Linked DNA regions of Homo sapiens: region 1 is linked to region 2. A link is a loop called in an ENCODE intact Hi-C map of the cell type or tissue named here. Cell type or tissue: gastrocnemius medialis. All regions are shown on one strand.

Region 1 (2,500 bases), 270 kb after region 2:
TTCATTCATTCAGTATTTAAGTCCAAAGTATGGCCAAATTTAATTCCCATAGCTCTCTTTCCCACTAAATGTGAGTTCCATGAATGTGAATTCCATGAATGTTGTATTCCTCCACAGCATCCATAACACTACATGGCACATCATCAGACACTAGTAAGCTGAAAGGAGAGAATGAGAAAATATTGCATATAATGTTCATTGAGTATTTAACAAACACATGAAGCACCTATTGCATGCATGGCAAGTATAGATGGTCTGAGTCTATGAAGATGTTAAACACAGTTTGTGGACATGAAGACAGACTTTGAGAGTTGCAGAAGACTTTAGAAATTGTCTAGTCCAGCTCCCACATTTCCCAGATGGGGATTCTAGAGGCCCAGAGAAGGAGAGTAACTGCCTAGGATAACACAGAGAGTTATCACCATAACTCTAGTTATGGTGCACAGTGGAAGGCTGTCTCTAACTTGCTCTAATTTTTTGTATTTTCCTCTTTGAGTTCACATTAGATTTACTTTCGCAAGGCCTCAAGCCTCTTGAGTAACTGTAAACAAGTGCAGTGGGTCACAAATGCAGTTTCTACTACTGTAAGCAACCCTAAAAAGGACCAGAGCATTGTGCTAAACAGGTGGTCAACCTTGTGCCTAAAATGGCCAGCATGAAAGAGTAATTTAGCAAGTATGGGAGCCTCCTCAACAGCCTGGCACCCTCACCTGTGGTGTCATATAGAATGACTCCTGTGGAGTGATATAAATGTCGCTTCTTTAGGAACAGTGAAAAATCCACCTTGATTGAGAGGTAAAAAGTTACATCTTGGGATTTGAAGCTATGCCTTGAAAATGTATGACTTAACAGAAATGTGACTTGAGCAATAAGCAAGATTCTGTAAAAAAAACACTCTGTATTTATTGTGAAACATCTTTCTTAAATGTAAAAGGTTTATCATGTTTCTGGCCTGTTGGAGAGGAAAATATGGTGCCCCAAGCGGCCAGGTGTGGTAGTGGCAACGAATATATCAGTTCCAGGGCTGAGAAAGGCAAGATCTGGGACAGAGCACTGGTAACCAAGAGAGCTAAAAAACTGTTGCTCTGCCTTTAGCTGCTGTCTCCCTGTCTGGCAAACAGCTCAGGCAACCACTTGAGAAAGCCCCTTGAGAACCAGGCACCATCTCCTTCTGAATAGCACAAGCTAAACTTGAGTGCTAGTCCCAGCTCTGCTACTGACCAGCTGTGCAATTTTGGGTAATGCCTTAGGACTGCTCTCGTAGCAACAGGACCCAGGAAGGCAGCCAAAGAATTCAATAAACAGTTTTGAGATAACTGATCAGCCATTTAAAAAATTGTGAGGCTGAATGCACACCTGACTTATACCAGGATAAATTCCATATGGATCGAAGATTTAGATGCCAAAAATAAAACCATAAAAATATAGTCATGCTATTTTGTTGACCAAAACATCACCAAGTTTCGGTCAACAACTGGACCATATATACAATGGTAGTCCCATAAGATTATAAGGGAGCTGAAAAAATTCCTATTGCCTACTGCCATAGTAGCTGTGATAATGTTGTAACACAACACATTACTCACATGTTTGTGATGATGCTGGTGTAAACAAACCTACTGTGCTTCTAGTCATATAAAAGTCTACCACATACAATTATGTACAGTATGTAATAATACTTGATAAATAAATGACTATGTTACTGGTTTGTGTATTTACTATACTATACTTTTTATTGTTATTTTGGAGTGTATTCCTTCTACTTATCTTTTTTTTAAGTTAACTGTAAAAATACCTCCTAAAAGGCAGGTCCTTCAGGAGATATTACAGAAGAAGGCATTGTTACCATTGGAGATGATGGCTCCATACATGCCTCTGAAGACCTTCCAGTGAGACAAGATGTGGAGGTGAAAGACAGTGATATTGATAATTCTGACCCCGTACAGGCCTGAGCTAATGTGTGTGTTTGTGTTTTAAACAAAAAAGTTTAAAAAGCAAAATAATAATAATAATAATTTAAGAAATAGAAAATAGCTTATAAAATATATTAAAAAATATTTTTGTACTGTGTACAATGTGTTTTAAGCTGTGTTATTACAAGAGTAAAAAAGTTTTTTAAAGTTCATAAAGCAACATGTTATAGTAAGCTATGGTTAATTTACGTTTGAAGAAAGAGATTTTTTGTGTGTAATTCAGTGTAGCCTAAGTGCACAGTATTTACAGCCTAAGTGTATAGTGTTTATAAAGGCTACAGTAGTATATAATAATGTCCTGGGCCTTCATATTCACTCATCACTCACTCACTGACTCACCCAGAACAACTTCCAGTCCTGAAAGCTCCATTCATAGTAAATGCCGTATACAGATGTATCATCTTTAATCTTTTGTACCATATTTTGCCTGAGAAAGGCAAGACCTGGGACAGAGCACTGGTAACCAATAGAACTAAAAAACTGTTGCTCTGCCTTTAGCTGCTGTCTCCCTGTCTGGCAAACAGCTC
Region 2 (2,500 bases):
CCTCACACTCTGAGTCTCTTCGTCTGTAATAGAAGGGTGAAGATAACTGCTTCTACCTTGTAGGGTACTGTGAGGTTTAAACAAGGCATTGCATGTACAGCACTTGGCACAGTGCCCTGTGCTAATGTGGGGGTTGTTGTCATTTTTTCATGGACACCCGGTACTGACATGTCCAGAGCCCTGAGGCCTGCAGGCAAGACGCCAAAGGAAGAAGGTGGAGCAGAAGGACACTTGCTGAGGGTCCACTGTGTGCCAGGCCTTGTGCCTATGTGCATTACTTCATTTAATATGCAAGACTAGGGGGAGGTGATTGAGGTGCTTACCTGGGGTACAAAGTTTCAGGGGGCACCAAAAATGCAGTAATCAAGAGAAATAATGTTTCAATATAATATTTCTGTAAAATAAAAATTGCTGTAAAAATACTGTGATGAACAAACTATCAAAGGATCAATAGTATTAATGTTTCCTTTTGTCTCAGTCTCTACTCTGGCTCAGTGGGAGACTGTTAATGATCTTGTCTTTATTTTTAAATTGTAATATTTTATTTATCATGGATATTTTTGCATTAATTTTGATGTTTTAAAAATATTGCATTAAGATAGTATTTATCTTGATTACTGAGATTTTTGGTAGCCCCTTAAATTTCACATCCAAGATGAGCACTTTGCCTTACCCTGGTCCAGGCCCTGGCAGGTCTATGGGGCAGATGTACGTAGCGGTCCCACCTTAGAGGAGGGCACTAAATTTCACTGACGTTAAGTAATTTGGTCCAGTATGCACAGCTGATGAGTGAGGGAGGTGGGATTTGAACTCAGGTCTGACTCTAGAGAGCTGGCTTTTTAATGACTCTTCTCGGCTACCACCCCTTGACTGGGTATACCCTGGAAACCAGAAACTTGGAGATTTTCTAATTTTCTGGTTCAGCCTTCTGAGTCTGCAGATGGAGGGAGAGGCAGGCACGTGCCCCTAGCCACATGGCGGGCCTGTCTCCTGACTCCTAGTGTTCTTTCTGGAGGGTGACCCCAGATGCATTGACCTTGTGGTCTGGGGTGTGCAGTGAGTCGGTGGCTCTCTTCAGACCGTGCCTATGTGTGAAGCATGCTGCTCCTAAGCTTTATCCCAGGTCTATCCGCCTGGCTCCTCATGGCTTTGCTGCTGGCTTTAGGGGTCTCCTGCAAGGTCCCAGGCACACCTCAGTGGACTGAGAATCTGCAGCTGAGGGGCTAGGGGAACAGGGTGTGGTGCTGGGGATGACCACTAGAGGGCAAGCTGAGCTCACGCTTGCGGGAGCTTCTCACAGCTCGGCTGGTGGAAGCGCCTCTGCAGTGCAAGGGGCTTGAAGAAGCCGGGGATGCTGGGGGCTCCCGGTCCCCTTCCCACCGAAGGCTCTTGGAAGACCAGCCTCCATCTTGTGCTTGCATTCCTCTGGGGGCCTTCCGCAACATTTCTGATTAAAACTCCCACTCCTTGGTTCTAATCCTGCTCTTTGGCGCCACACAAAATACACCTGCTTCTTTTCAACATTCATTCGTTTGTTCATTTACTTGACACATCGCTGAGGTGCCTACTGTGTGCCAGTCTTTGAGCCTCGTGCTGTCGGCCCAGAGAGGAGCCATTCTCTTTCCTCCACTTAAGACATCTGCATCCATGACCATTCCCAAATCTTGACATGTGGGAGGCAGGCCAGGCCCAGCACTTGGGGAAGAAGGGAGGCTGGGATGCTGGGAGCCTTGGCTCTGTCTGTCTGTTCCAGGCTCTGGGCTGGCTCTCAGGAAGTTCCTGTTCTCTCTCTTTCAGCGTATGACTGTGACTTCTTTAACAAAGGTAAGCCCCTCCTCCCCACGCAGAGTCTCAGGGGCTCAGGCACTGCCAGCCCTGTCCTGACGCCACACAGCATCAGCCATCCCGAGGCGCTGCTGGCCCTGGAAGAGCCGTGACCCGGAATGGGAGGGCCCCCATCATGCAGAGAGAGCCCTGACAGTGAAGGGCCCAGGGGTGTCCTGCACCTCTATCCTCAGCAGTTCCTGCAGCCCCTGTCCGGGGCCCAGGCAGGCCAGCTCCCGGGGACTGTGCTCGGCAGGGCAGCCCCACCAGGAAGGAAAAACCCCATTCTCACTTATGTGCCAGCTCCTCCGCCTTCATAATCTAGCTCATCAGGCCCACAGAACATCACCTTGGGTTCCCCGAAGATTAGCTTTTGGCAAAAGCAGACACAAACTGCCCTTTCTGACTATGGGTGGAACAAAACATGTGGCCTGCCACATTCATCTTCAAACTCAGCCAAGGTTGCAGGGTTCCGGGAGATGCTCTGACATTTAGATTAACGAGGGTGAAAACACAGGTCATAACCAAAGACCCAGGGGAGGTTAATGTCCAGTTTAGAGCCAATTCATCAATTTAATCACTGGGATTGGGTGGGTGGGGTAGAGAAGGGCTGCCCAGGAGTAGTTTTTAGCACCGAACTTCATCCAGTTGGGCCAGGGTCAGACCTTGGTAGAGT

The links. Hi-C counts contacts between places; a loop is a spot of excess contacts. Peaks named below come from ENCODE experiments on the same cell type or tissue, not always from the same donor. Only the 100,000 strongest peaks of a DNase experiment are listed, where the experiment ranks them.
Region 1: a loop joins it to region 2, with 2.9 times the contacts of the local background. A loop is called at or near these places in 2 of 110 quality-filtered maps.

Annotation. Positions count from the first base shown.
Region 1 is chr11:17,863,625-17,866,124 of GRCh38, forward strand. The region is part of intron 10 of SERGEF (secretion regulating guanine nucleotide exchange factor); the gene reads right to left. LOC124902642 (a long non-coding RNA gene) reads right to left here. Exons shown (of 2, transcript XR_007062610.1): 2 at 1-158. Among named protein-coding and RNA genes, the nearest start is that of KCNC1, 130 kb to the left of the region's middle. In gastrocnemius medialis, a CTCF peak has its summit at 990; no DNase peak of the experiment used is centred here.
Region 2 is chr11:17,597,874-17,600,373 of GRCh38, forward strand. It overlaps OTOG (otogelin), which reads left to right. Exons shown (of 56, transcript NM_001292063.2): 31 at 1,798-1,824. Among named protein-coding and RNA genes, the nearest start is that of OTOG, 52 kb to the left of the region's middle. In gastrocnemius medialis, a CTCF peak has its summit at 1,253 (motif pointing right); a DNase peak (open chromatin) is centred at 1,268.